Regions from separate parts of the Homo sapiens genome. Here region 2 is linked to region 1. Evidence: read pairs that join two places in POLR2A ChIA-PET (ENCODE). Cell type or tissue: PC-9. All regions are shown on one strand. Links, peaks and the distances in the headings refer to the core of each region. The heading gives the core; the rest is flanking DNA.

Region 1 (10,893 bases), core at 4,075-8,074:
AAAGCCATCCACTGACAGATTTTGTTTTTAATTTCTGATACCTGGGGTCTTATTCCCCTGAGATTCTTGTTCAACTGGTCACAGTGAGAACAAGAGATAGGTTTGCTATTGTTGGCTTTTTTGTTTTGTTTTGTTTTGTTTGTTTGTTTTTTTGTTTTTTGAGACAGAGTCTCACTCTGTCACCCAGGCTGGAGTGCAGTGGAATGATTTCAGCTCACTGCAACCTCCACCTCCCAGGTTCAAGCAATTCTCCTGCCTCAGCCTCCGGAGTAGCTGGGATTACAGGCGCACGCCACTGCACCCGGCTAATTTTTGCATTTTTAGTAAAGACAGGGTCTCACCATGTTGGCCAAGCTGGTCTCAAACTCCTGCCCTCAAGTGATACGCCCACCTCAGCCTCCCGAGGTGCTGGAATTGCAGGTGTGAGCCACAGCATCCAGCCAGAGATGGGTATTGTTTAATAGCTCCCAGGTGACTCTAACATGCAGCCAGGATTGAGACCCACTGATGTATTGGAATTGACTTTGCTACCTACCAGTTTTATGATTCAGGAGAAATCACTGAATGATAAATCACAACTTTTTTTCTTTTTAGATGAAGAATAATAATAGCTGCCCAGTCTAGCTCACCAAGTTATCATGGAATTAAAATGTTTTATTTTTTATTTTCAGAGACAAGGTCTTAGTTTGCTGTACAGGCTGAAGTGCAGTGGTGCAATCATAGCTCACTACGGACTTGAACTCATGAGTTCAAACGATTCTCCCAGTTCAGCCTCCCAAGTAGATAGGGCTACAGTTGTACACCACCACAAACAGCTAATTTTTTTTGTAGAGATGGGGGTCTCACTATGTTGCCCAAGCTAGTCTCGAACTCCTGGCCTTAAGTGATTCTCTCACCTTGGCCCCCCAAAGTGCTGGGATGACAAATGTGGGCCACCGTGCCCAGTCTCTAAATGTAACAACACAGGAGATAGTGTTCTGTAAACTGTAGATGCAGAAATGAATGGTGTCAGTATGGAGGTGATTATATATCAGTGACTTTCCTATTTGAAAAGTACTGGAGGTTCTTTGCCAGGTGCGGCGGCTCACGCCTGTAATCCCAGCACTTTGGGAAGCCGAGGCAGGTGGATCACGAGATCAGGAGTTCCAGACCAGCTTGGCCAATATGGTGAAACCCTGTCTCTACTAAAAATACAAAAAAAAAATTAGCTGGGCATGGTAGTGGATGCCTGTACTTGGGAGGCTGAGGCAGGAGAATCACTTGAACCTGGGAGACAGAGGTTGCAGTGAGTTGAGATCACACCACTGCACTCCAGCCTGGGTGACAGAGGGAGACTTCATCTCAAAAAAAAAATAAAATAAAAAAGTACTTGAGGTTCTATTTCCTAAACAGAGGTAAAAGGTTTGTTGTGTGTATGTGTGTGTGTGGTGGTTTTTTTTGTTGTTGTTGTATTTTGAGACAGGGTCTCACTTTGTCACCTAGGCTGGAGTGCAGTGGTGCAATCTCACCCTACTGCAACCTCCACCTCCCAGGCTCAAACAGCCCTCCCAGTTCAGCCTCCCAAGTAGCTGGGACCACAGCTGTGAGCTACTACACCAGCTGATTTTTGTATTTTTTTAGAGACGAGTCTTGCCATGTTGCCTGGTCTGAAACTCCTGAGCTCAAGCGATCCACTCCCTCCGCCTCCCAAAGTGTTGGGATTACAGGTGTGAGCCACTGCACCTGGCCAGTATTTGTATTTAAAGAAAAACACAATACCAGTGTGGCTGATGGGCTGGCATTTAGCCAAACATTTCTCATTCACAATACTTTCAACCCAGGGTGAGCCCTGAGATGGCAGGACCAAAGAAACCTTTAGGAGTTGGTCTTGATTTGTATTATATTTCATCGTAAAGTTCCAACAATCGTTGTTTAAGCGCCAGATTCTTTTTTCCTTCTGCTTTCTCTTGAGTATGTGGCTTCCCCACATTGTTGGTCTGCTTTCCCCAGCTTCCTCTTCCTCCTTTCCAGAGAGGGGCGTCTCCTGCTGCAGCTGTTCCAGGAAGGGGGGTGGGGGTGCATTTCCTCCCTTTGTGTGAGCTCATTAGCCCTGTCTCTGGCTTTCCTCCGGGGACAGCCAGCCAACCAGGTGAGCCAGTGTCATTTAAAGGAGCACTTCCGTTCTCAGGCAGGGGTTGGTTGTCGTTTCTGGCTGACTTCAGATATGGCCCAGGTGAAGAGAGATGGCATCTGGCACAGAGAATGGCCAGCAGCTTGGTGTATGAGTCACATTTTCCTGGTAAATAGTATGCTGCCTAGATCTCCTGTGCAAGACAATTATTTTTTGATCCTTTGCAATTTGGGGTCTGATTTGAAGGCAATATAGCATCATAGTTAAGCAAGCAGGTGCTACAATGAGATGGATTCATTTGCTAATATTCACTCACTAGTAATTATTGAGTGCTTACAATGTGGCAGGCAGGCATTGTTCTGGATGCTAGGCAACCTGCAGGGAAGGAGACAAAGTCCCTGCCCTCATGGAGCTTGCATTCTTTCAGGAGACTGTAAACAGATACAAATAAATGCATAGTAACATAATGTCAAAGAGTGTGTCAGTTAGCTATTGTCACAATAATGCTGCATAACAAATCACCCCCAAACTCCAAAACTCAGCAGCTCACAATATACATTTACATCTTATAACCACACCATGGGTTCTTCCTGTGTGCTGTACAAACAAAAGCAATTCATAGAAACCAGGCATTGCAGTAAAGAAAGAGTTTAATTGACACGAGGCCAGCCATGCCACATGGGAGACAGAGTTATTACTCAAATCAATATCCCCAAAGGCTCGGAGGCTAGAGGTTTTTCAAAGATAGTTTGGTGGGGTGGGGGGGCTAGGGAATGGGTGCTGCTGATTGGTTGGGGATGAACTCATAGGGGTGTGGAAAGCAGTCCTCATGTGCTGAGTCTACTTCTGGGTGGGGAGCCACAGGACTGGTTGAGTCACAGCACAGGTCTGGGTGAGGCCATCCGGTAGTCAGAAATGCAAAAGCCTGAAAAGACATCTCGGCTACTATTTTAGATGGTGAATTTGGTCAAGGAAGGCCTCTCTGAGAAGGTGTTATTTGATCTGAGACCTGAATGAAGTTCATTCTAGGCAGAAGGAAAAGCACATGCAAAGGCCTGCAGGAGCAGGAGGGTGCTGGATGTATTGAGGACCAGCAAGAGAGTCAGTGTGTAAGTGAGCTGGAGCTGGGCATGGTGGTAGAGGCTAATGGAGGCTAAAGTGAGGGGATGGCTTGAGCCCAGGAGGTTGAGGCTACAGTGAGCTATGATTGCACCACTATACTCCAGCCTGGGTGACAGAGCGAGACTCTCTGTCTAAAAAATACATTATATATATATTAGAAAATAAAAGTGAGGCCAGGCTCAGTGGCTCACACCTGTAATTTCAGCACTTTGGGAGGCTGAGGCGGGCAAATCACTTGAGTACAGGAGTTTGAGACTAGCCTGGGCAACATGGTGAAATGAACTCACTACAAAAAATACAAAAAAAAAATAGCTGAGTGTGGTGGCACACACCTGTAGTCCTAGCTACTTGGGAACCCGAGGTGGAGGATGGCTTGAGCCCGGGAGGCAGAGCTTGCAGTGAGCTGAGATCATGCCACTGCATTCCAGCCTGGGTGACAGAGCAAGACCCTGTCTCAAACCACTCCCCACCCCCCCACCCCCCAAAAAAAGAAAAAATAAAGCAGTGAGCTAGAGGTGAATGGGAGAGGAGATGAGGAAGCAGTCAGGGGACAGATCTTGTAGAATCAAAGGTGAGCTTTCATTTGGATGCTGGAACTTTGGATTTTATTCTGACTGATAAGAAATGATGGGCAGAAGAATGACATGATCTGAGTTTTCATCAGGAAACTGTAGTCAGCATCCACAGTGACTCCCCAATAACCCCCACCCCCTGGGATTCCCATTACTGGGGAGTCTCTTCCCACATTGTATCAGGGTTAATATGTGTGGCAGTAGAATATGGCAGAAATAATGGTGTGCCACATCCAAGATTAGGTTATTAAAGACACAGCAGTCTTGTGCTCACTTGTTCTCTCCCTCTGGGATCATTCCCTCTGGAGGATGCCAGCTGGTCTTGATCATCCCTATGGGGGCACCTACATGGCAAGAAACTGAGGCCTCTAGCCAACAGCCATGGGAGGGAGCCATTGTGGAAGTGGATCCTCCAGCCCAGTCAAGCCTTCAGATGATTGCAGGCCCAGCTGACATCCTAACTGCAGCCTCAACCCTAAGCCAGAATGCCCCAGCTAAGCTGCTCCTATGTTCCTAATCTTCAGAAATTGTGTTGTTTCTTAAACCTGCCACGCCTGGGGGATGTTTGTTATGCAGCAATGGAGACCAATACAATAACTCAGGCTGCTGCAGAGAGAACAGATTGTAAGAGGATAAAAGTAGAAGCAGGAAAACTTGTAATATTTGTTTGCATCCTTGCTACTCAAATTATGGTCCAAGAACCAGTGCTATTATCATCATCAACTGGCATCTGGTTGGCATGCAGAATCTCAGGCCCCATCCAGACCTCCTGAATCAAAATCTGCATCTTTACATGGTTCCCAGGAGAGTCTTTGCATGCTGAAGTTTGAGAAGCAGCCCTATGGGTGACAGCCTAGTAGGGTGCCATGATCTGGGTTTTAATCCTGGCTTGCCAACAATGTGACCTTCAGTACATCACTTAATTTTCCTAAGCCTCAGTTTCCTTTCTTGTAAAATGGGGATAATAATATTGCTGCTGTCACAGGGTCATATGTGAGGGCATAAATGAAATGGTGCAGGTTGCACAGTGCTTGGCACATGGTTAAGGGCTCATAAGTATTAGCTCTGTATTGGCTGGGTCTGATCCATGCATTTTCTCCCTAAGAATATATTCCTGATCATTTCCTGATGATGTTCCTTAAATGAGTATTTTTTTTAATTCCCTGTCAAAGAAAATCCTGTTTTGTTTTTTTTAAAAAAACATCCTTGAGCTCATCAAGAAAACTTTTGTCTGTGCCCAGCATGATTCCAGCCATACCCCAGAATGAAGGCGCCTGGTTTCCATGGTCTGTTTCTAGGCCCAGTTCTCAGGGCAATTTTCAGGGCCACCCGGCAGGCCAAAATAGGCCACAGCACTATAAATAGTGGATTTGGGCTGCTTCGGGCCTGACTTCTCAGGTCAGGCCCTTCCCTTCCCCCTGCCTGCTCCTGTAGTTGTTTAAACATACTCTGGGTTAGAGCTGCAAGTGTATTTTCCTTAATATGCCCAGAAAATGTCTTGCCAACTTGCCAGGCTATCAGCAAAACTCCCTTTTTATTTGCTCAGTCACAATGTACCCCCAGTATGTGACGAAAACTGATAAACCACACTCCAGGTTTCACTCAGTGGTTCACACAGGGTTCACTGCAGTGAACTGGCTCCAGGGCTCAGGGATTTGAGAAGCCTGAGTGCCACCCTGCCTCTCTTGCCATGTGACCTTGTATGAGTATTTCACTTCTCAGAGCCTCATTTTCCTTATCTGTACGTGAGGCTGATAATAATAAGGAATTCTAGTTCCTAGGGTGGTTGTGTGGAGTAAATGAGAAACCTGTATATTAGCAGGACTGGTTATATATTAATTTGCAGGGCCCAGAGGAAAATGAAAATGCGGGGCTCCTTGTTCAAAGTGATTAAGAATTTCTAGATAGTGTCAGCAGAGCATAAAATAAGTGTGAGGCCCTTGTAAGCATGAGTCCTGTGCAGTTGCACAGGGCAGTGCCCATGAAGCCAGGCCTGCATGTGAGCCACCTAGTACCCTGCCTGGGGTTAGCACCAGCCAAATCTCCAACTTTCCTAGGGTCATTTTTTTTAGACAGAGTTTTCACTCTTGTTGTCCAGGCTGGAGTGCAATGGCGCAATCTTGGCTCTCTGCAACCTCTGCCTCCTGGGTTTAAGTGATTCTCTTGCCTCAGCCTCCCAAGTAGCCTGGATTACAGGCATGCGCCACCACGGCCAGCTAATTTTCTGTATTTAGTAGAGACGGGGTTTCACCATGTTGGTCAGGCTGGTCTCGAACTCCTGACCTCAGGTGATCCACCTGCCTCAGCCTCCCACAGTGCTGGGATTACAGGCGTAAGCCACCACACCCAGCCACATCCTTTTCTTTTAAGGGCTAACCAGTTTCCCTCCAGGGCAAAGTTTAAGGGTAAATTGCGCAGCTGCAATCTAGTCCCTTCTGCTGAGTAACAAACCACTCTAATATTTAGTGACTTAAAACCACAGCAGTTGATTGTTTTTCATGACGTGTGTTAGCTGGGTAGTTCCTCTACTGGTCTCACCTAGACTCGATCATGTAGCTACATTCAGCTGGTGACCTGGCTGGGCTGGAATGTCCAAGCTGGCCTCACATGTCTGGCAGGTGGTGCTGGCTGCTGGCTGGGGCACCACAGTTCTCCTCCATGTGGCTTCTCATCCTCCAGTAAACCACATCAGCTTCCTTAAATTGTAGCAGATACAATCCAGGGGACAAAAACAAAAACTTCAAGCCTTCTGGAAGTTGCACAACACAGCACTTCAGTTACTGTCTATCTGTCAAAGCCAGTCATGAGCCTTGCCTAGATTCAAGAGAGAGGTGATAGACTCCCTCATTCAATGAGAAGCACGACAATGTTTTCAAGGGGATAGGGACCCAGGAAGATGTGATTCAATGGGGCACAGTGCAGCGGTTCTCCGACTTTAGCCCACATCATAATTATCCAGAGGGCCTGTTAACACACAGCCGATGGGCCCCACCCCCAGAAAACTGGAGTCAGTAGGAGTGGAGTGGGGCCTGAGAACTTGTGTTTCAAACAAGTTCTCAGGTGATGCAGATGCTGCCAGTCTACGGATCCGACTTTGAGAGCTGGCAGAGGAGTTAAGTGTCCACACGTGAGGGCAGTGGTGCTCAACCTTGACTGTACATTAGAAACACCAGGGCGGCGATAACAATCCTGAAGCCAGCAGTTAAATCAGAAGCTGTGGTGGTACGACTCAGCCTTCAGTGGGTTTTTTTTAGAGCACCCCCAAGAGAGTCCAGTGGGCAGCCAAGCTAAGAACTGCTACTTTAGAGTTAGGCCATGTAGGTTCAAGTGCTGGCTACAGTATGCACAAGTTTAGGCAAGTTATTCTACCTCTCCTTGACTCGGTTTCCTCTTTGAAAATAGGGATGTTCGGCCAGGCGCGGTGGCTCATGCCTGTAATCCCAGCACTTTGGGAGGCCGAGGCGGGCGGATCACGAGGTCAGGAGATTGAGACCATCCTGGCTAACACGGTGAAACCCTGTCTATACTAAAAAATACAAAAAATTAGCCGGGTGTGGTGGCGGGTGCCTGTAGTCCCAGCTACTCAGGAGGCTGAGGCAGGAGAATGGTGTCAACCCAGGAGGTGGAGCTTGCAGTGAGCCGAGATCGTGCCACTGCACTCCAGCCTGGGTGACAGAGTGAGACTCCGTCTCAAAAAAAAAAAAAGAAAAAGAAAATAGAGATGGTAGCCAGGTATGGTGGTTCACACCTGTAATCCCAGCACTTTGGGAGGCCAAGGCGGGCGGATCACCTGAGGTCAGGAGTTTGAGACTAGCCTGGCCAACATGGCGAAACCCTCTACTAAAAATACAAAAAGCTAGGCACAGTGGTGGGCGCCTGTAATCCCAGCTACTCAGAAGGCTGAGGCAGGAGAATCACTTGAACCTGGGAGGCGGAAGTTGTAGTGAGCCAAGATCGTGCCACTGCACTTCAGCCTGGGTGACAGAGCAAGACTCCAGCAAAAAAAAAAAAAAGAAAGAAAATGGGGATGGCAATAGTTTCTAATTTGTATGGTTGTTCTGAGAATTAAAAGTTAATATGTATAAAAGTCTTAAAATAGTGCTGGCACTATTATGTAATGAAAGTACTACGTAAAAGTCAGCTCTTGAATACGTATTAGTGGTAAAGAAGAGATCAAGGCATTGAAGGCATTGTACGGTCTGGGTACAGTGGCTCACGCCTGTAATCCCAACACTTTGGGAGGCAGAAGCTAGTGGATTGCTTGAGTTCAGGAGCTTGAGACCAGCCTGGGGAACATGGCAAAACCTGGTCTCTACAAAAAATATAAAAATCAGCCAGGTGTAGTGGTGCATGCCCGTGGTCCCAGCTACTCGGGAGAATGGCTTGAGCCCAGGAGGTTGAAGCCGCAGTGAGCCCAGATCATGCCACTGCACTCAAGCCTGGGTGACAGAGCGAGACCCTGTCTCAAAACAACAACAATGCATTGTACAATGATATGGTCTCTAGCATAGCAAACTTTGCTGTAGTTTAACCCTGTAAATCATTGGAAAGTTTATCAAATACCTTAAATGCTTTTGCAACTTATTCATTCCCTGGTTATTTGGGTAAACAAGTACAGCGAACAGTTGGATGAACTTTATCTGAACTATTATCACTGAGCTGTTGGGGGAAATTCCGTCTTTTCCAAATCTGTACTGCGATATAGTCTTATTATTAAAGGGACTTTAACAAAAAATAGGTGTGGCTTCCTGGGAGGCCTCTTTATATCTGGCACTGCAAAGACGACCCCACCAAAAAGCAGCTGCTCTTCATGAGTCACAGAGATAGTGCCTTGCTGACTATACATTAATGACCTGAGCAGTCCTTTTTGACTCAGATTTTGTGGATTTGAAATAATCAACGTGCCATTCATGTGAGCAAGAACTGAAAGTTGTACAGATGTTAGGATGCTAAGTCTTGTAACATTAAGTTCATTCTTAACATTCTGTTTATTAGAACAGTGTTCCCCAAACTTTTCAGATCATTAGAATCACCTAGGTTTCTTCCTGAACATGCTGAAACCTTGGTTCTACCTCACACATACTCAATCAGTACCTACAGGGAAAGGGTCTGGGATTCTGTTTTGAACAAGTACCTTCAGTGATCTCAGTGTCATCAGGTAAATTTAGGAAATAGCCTTAATTTTTTTTTTTTTTTTTTTTGAGACAGAGTCTCACTCTGTTGCCCAGACTAGAGTACAGTGGTGCAAACTCGGCTCACTGCAGTCTCTGCCTCCCGGGTTCAAGCAATTCTTCTGCCTTAGCCTCCCCAGTGGCTGGGATTACAGGCGTGCACCACCACACCCACTGATTTTTGTAGTTTTAGTAGAGATGGAGTTTCACCATGTTGGCCAAGCTGGTCTTGAACTGCTGACCTCAAGTGATCCGCCCACCTGGGCCTCCCAAAGTGCTGGAATTACAAGCATGAGCCACTATGCCTGGCCATGGAAATAGCATTAAATTAATATTTATGTAATACATATAGACAGATGGAAGAGGCAATAGGGAAGCTGGGGGCTATAGGTTCTAATGACCACTCAAGAGCGGGTGTTTGTAAACTATAGCCCACAGAGCAAATCTAGCCTACTGCCTGTTTTATAAAGTTTTGTTAAAATACAATATGCCTATTTTAAAAACATGTTTTCTATGGGTGCTTTTGTACTATAATGTCAGAGTTGGCATTATTATGACAGAGACCATATGATGCACAAAGCCGAAAATATTTACTATCTGATCTTTTACAAAAAAACAGTTTACTGACCCCTGGATAAGAGATATGATTTCAGATGTGGGCAAACTTGGAACTAATAGTTATGAGCTCATAATAAAAAATAAACCAACAAGAAAGGAGGGGAGTCAGTAGATACAATCAACTGGAAAATCCAAATCCCCAAGAGTGGCAATTTGAGACTATAAAATAAGTATAAGATTATAAAGATTTGCTAGAAAAAATATATAAATCTTGCTGAAAGAAAAAGGCAATTCATTGCAGAAAAAGGTAGGGGGGGAAATTCAGATTTGAAAAAACTTAAGTGCATCCTCTAGAAATGAAAGCAATTGAATCAATGTACTAAAGCAGTGCTTCTCAAACTTCAGTGAGCATCACAGTCACCTGCAGAGTTTGGTAAAACACAGATTCCTGGGCCCCACTCTGTTAAATGGGTCTTGGGTGAAGCCCATGAATTTGCATTTCTAATAAGCTCCCAGGTGATGCTGATATTTCTGATCCATGGACCATATTTTAGGTATGAGTTAAACAGCAGATAGACACAGCTGGAGAAGTAATTAGTCAACTGGAAGACAGATCTGGGAGATAGAATGCAGTAGAGAGATAGGGATAGGAAATGTGGAAAAGCAGTTAAGAGACAAGGACAGAATGAGAAGGTCCAACCTAAGTCTAATAGGAATTCCAGAGGGAAACAATAGAATGAATGGGGGAGAAGCAATATTCATAGAGATATTGAGTGACAGTATTCCAAAGTTGAAGAAACATGAATCTTGAACTAGATAAATAAGGACAAAACAATACCAAAATGCTTCATGGTGAAACTATGCAAAGAAGAAGCCAGCAAGCTATCTTAAAGGAAAGATTACCTACAAAGGAAAGCAATGAGATGATTATAGACTTCCAATCAGCAGCAGTATATGCCAGAAGACAGGGAAGTGTAATGTCTTCTAATCCAGACAAAATAATATTCAACCTAGAATTATGTGCCTACTAAATTACCATTCAAGAGCAAGGGCTATAAACAAAGGCATTTAAAAACACATCTCGCATTGAAAGAACTGCTAAATGATATACTTCAGCTAGAAGGAAACTGAACCCACAAGGAAGGAGTGGGATGCAAGAAACAATGGTGAATGAGGAAGCTGATAGATCTAAATAGTTATTAACCAATAGGAAATAAATTAGGGGAAACTAAAATACTAGATAACAATAATATAAAAGTTGAGAATTGGAAGGTTGGAGTTAAGCATTTTAAAGTCCTTGTGTTGTTTGGGAGGAGGCTGGACAGCCTTTTGTTTTGTTTTGTTTTGTTTTTTACTCTAA
Region 2 (4,000 bases), core at 1-4,000, 170 kb before region 1:
ATGCACATTCATTTAATGTTGGCAATGGCTGCTTTTGCACTGCAATAGTGTTGAGTAGTTGTGGTGGACTGTAGGACGTTTATAGAAAAAGTTTGCCCACTATTCAAGGAATAACAATAGCTGACATTAATGGAGAACTTTCTAAAGGCGGGCACTGCACTCAGGACCTTCCACGAACCATTCCATTGAGTCCTTACTGCTTTGATCTCCAATTCACAGATGAGGAAGCTGAGACTGAGACTCAGTTACTTCCCCAGGACTATGAAGTAGGATGTACAGAGTCATTGGGCAAACTCAGCTTGAGACAGAGCCTACCCTAAGCCCAGTTCACCATTTGTTGAACAATCCAGGCTTACCTTATTGTAGTAATAATTGCAAATTATGAAAGGTGATTGCCTTTTTAAAAAAAAATTTAGGTTTTCCTGAGAGAATGTAAACCAGAAAGAAATTTTTAAAAATTAAGTTTTTAAAAATAATATTTTTGTTTGTTTGTTTTACAGCTTCAGTTAATAATTAAGAAAGTTATTGCCCACTTCCATGACTTCTCAGTTCTTTTCTCAGTGGTAAGTAGGATTTCTTAATTATCTTTGGAAATTTGTACCTGGCTCAGAGGTTCTCATTGTCTCAGTAATGTTTTCATGATGCCCCAGGCCAAAAGAAATATTCAGCAGTTCCTTTTATAAAGTAGTTAAGTCTGATCAACTTAAGTATTTATGTCCTAATAGATTAAGCCGTATTTGAAAAAATAATACACAAAAACTGAAAGAAAAATATTATTTCTGTTTCATTCCTTACTTATGGGATATGTATAAGTAAGGGCATTACACAACTTCTCAAACCTTCAAAACACTTTGGACAGCCTTCTCTTACTTTGCTCTTCCACAGTGATTTTCACAGGGCACTTGCTTTTTAATCACACAGCCTAATGTTGAAACTATGAAATACATTGACTAGTAGTTGTTTCAGTGTCTGACAGTTGAGATTTACCATGATTCCCTCAAAAATTTAAAATATCCTGCGATGTCTGTTCGAGTTTGTTCAGTGCCCTGGGCAAGTAGGGAATCTAGGTTATTCCCTGTATAGTAACATTCTCTGTCTCTCCCTTCACTTCCCTCTTCCAGGTTCCATTTACATGTGCTCACAAGATTGTAAGATTTTTTATTTTAATCATAGCAGCTAATATTTATTCGACATATACCACACTCCAAGCACTGTTCTGGGACTTTACATGTATTGCCTCACATTAGTTTCATACCACCACGGGGAAGTAGGAGTTATCACTGTAGTATTGCCTTCTTATCCAGGAGGAATATACATTCCAAGACTCCCAGGAGTTGCCTGAAACCGCAGATAGAACTGACTGCTGTGTATACTATGTTTTATCCTATACATACATACCTACGGTAAAGTTTCATATATAAATTAGGCACAGTAAGAGACTGACAACAATAGCTAAAATAGAACAGTTATAACAATATGCCAGCATTGCTACTCTTGCACTTTGGGAGCATCATTAAGTAAAATAAGTGTTCTTTGAACACAAAAATGCTGTGATACCATGACAGTGAATCTGATGACAAAGACAGCTGCTAAGTGACTAACGAGCAGGTAGCATCTACAATGTGGAGACGCTAGACAAAGGGATGACTCACAACCTGGGAGGGACAGAACAGTATAGCGTGAGATTTCATTACACTACTCTGAGCAATGCACAATTTCAAATGAATGGGGCTGGGCTTAGTGGCTCACACCTGTAAACCCAGCACTTTCAGAGGCCAAGGCAGGCAGATCACCTGAGACCAGGAGTTCCAGACCAGCCTGGCCAACATGGCAAAACCCTGTCTCTACTAAAAATACAAAAAATTAGCCAGGTGTGGTGGTGCATGCCTGTAGTCCCAGCTACTGGGGAGGCTGAGGTTGCAGTGAACCGAGATTGCACCAGGGCACTCGAGCCTAGACAACAGAGCGAAACTCTGTTTCAAACAAATAAAATGCAATAAAAATAAAAATGAAAATGAATGAAGTGCTTATTTCTAGAATTTTCTATTTAATATTTTCGGATGGCCGTTAACCGAGGATAACTGACACTATGGAAAGCAAAACCGCAGATAAGGGAGCAACTACCATATTCCCACTTTACAGATGAGAAAACTGATGCAGGAAGAGGTAGAGTAACTTGCTTACAGCCACACAGTCACCGAGGTTAGTATTCAGAGCCAGGCGGTCCAATTTCGAGGCCATCTGTGAACAGCTCTACTCTGACTCTTCTTCCATTGCTCATCAATATAATCACAAAAAGACTGAAGTCTGCCTTGCCCAGAAAAGCTTGTGGTCATCAAAGGTTGCCTGGATGGCTCACCAAAATGTTAACTGGTCCCAGCACCAATCCCTGGAATGCATATAAGTTGTTTTAATAGTAACAGCTTTTTATTTTGTTTGTTTGTTTATTTTTGAGATAGAGTCTTGCTCTGTCACCCAGGCTAGAGTGCAGTGGAGTGATCTCGGTTCACTGCAACTTCCGCCTTCCCGAGTTCAAGCAGTTCTCCTGCCTCAGCCTTCCAAGTAGCTGGGACTACAGGCATGCATCACCATGCCTGGTTTATTTTTGTATTTTTAGTAGAGACAGGGTTTCGCCATGTTGGCCAGGCTGGTCTTGAACTCCTGGCCTCAAGTGATCCACCCGCCTCAGCCTCCCAAAGTGCTGGGATTACAGGTGTGAGCCACTGTGCCCGGCCCAGTAACAGCTTTTTACAAGCCCAGTCAGGTCCTCTCCCTGATTTCAGAGGAGTCCTCATCTGACCCGACTCAGAGAGATGAACCTCTGTTCTGCTTCTTTGAACTCCACAGAAAAAGAGACCCACAGATTCCTTCCTTCCAATAACTTGTGTCATTTGCATATAGAGTGCTTGCTTTATTTATAGGAAAAATTTCTGCCGTTTCTGGACATGTTCCAAAAAGAGAGTGTGCGGGTGGAGGTTTGCAAATGCATCATGGACGCCTTTATCAAGTGAGTGCCACTGCGTGCAGCAGAAGCCTTGATTCCCAATGTCCTTGTGAAACCTGTTGATAAAAAATCAGTTCTTGCACTTTGAGGCCGAGTGATGTGTACGTATTTCATACAGAAAACCACACTGGAAGGAAAGCCACATTAAAAGCAGCAGTCTGATAAAAGTTTGTAATTCGTGTTTAAGAAGACAGAGTAGCAAGTGTTATCATGAGCCTGGCCAGAAAACCACACTGGAAGGAAAGCCACATTAAAAGCAGCAGTCTGATAAAAGTTTGTCATTCGTGTTTAAGAAGACAGAGTAGCAAGTGTAATCATGTGCCTGGCCAGCAGCTCCATTTTACTTTTGATATGTTTTTAGAAGGAGCAGTCTTTTGATAAATTCCCTCAAGAGTAACATTTTTAAGGATACAAATCAGGACATACATACTTACGAAGAAGGCACCGGTGCTAGAAAGGTTTTCATCTTCAGTGTTTAGTTATGTAGCTGACTAATGTGTGATCAGTTTTCAAATTTAGCTCTTTAACAAAAAAGAAAAAAAATCAAATTTAGTTCTTTTCATTTTTTTGATTAAGTCTGTGTTTCCCAAAACTGCCCGACTGCTAGTGGTACATGAAATAATTTTAAGGTGGTGCATGGAAAAAAGGTGTTTTTGTTTTTGTTTGGAGACAAGTTCTCACTTTGTCATCTAGCCTGGAGTGCAGTGGCACAATTACGGTTCACTGCAGCTTTGACCTTCTCATGCTCAGGTGATCCTCCCACCTCAGCCTCCCAGGTAGCTGGGACTACAGGTGTGCCCCACTACAACCCAGCTGATTTTTGCATTTTTTGTAGAGATGAGGTCTCTCTATGTTGCCCAGGCTGGTCTTCATCTCCTGGGCTCAAGCCATCCATCCACCTCAAAGTGCTGGGATTATAGGCGTGAGCCACCTCGCCTAGCTAGGGTTTTATTTTTATTTTATTATTATTTTTTTAATTTATTTTGAGGCAGAACC

What was found. Peaks named below come from ENCODE experiments on the same cell type or tissue, not always from the same donor. Only the 100,000 strongest peaks of a DNase experiment are listed, where the experiment ranks them.
Region 2: POLR2A ChIA-PET joins it to region 1 with 6 read pairs; 1 of 35 experiments calls an interaction of 5 or more read pairs at or near these places.

The regions. Positions count from the first base shown.
Region 1 is chr16:19,803,001-19,813,893 of GRCh38, forward strand. The region is part of intron 7 of IQCK (IQ motif containing K); the gene reads left to right. Among named protein-coding and RNA genes, the nearest start is that of IQCK-AS1, 42 kb to the left of the region's middle. In PC-9, for the core only: no CTCF peak of the experiment used is centred there; DNase peaks (open chromatin) are centred at 5,431 and 6,311; H3K27ac peaks cover 3,192 bases.
Region 2 is chr16:19,637,094-19,641,093 of GRCh38, forward strand. It overlaps VPS35L (VPS35 endosomal protein sorting factor like), which reads left to right. Exons shown (of 31, transcript NM_020314.7): 20 at 501-563; 21 at 2,922-3,007. Among named protein-coding and RNA genes, the nearest start is that of KNOP1, 79 kb to the right of the region's middle. In PC-9, for the core only: no CTCF peak of the experiment used is centred there; a DNase peak (open chromatin) is centred at 1,668.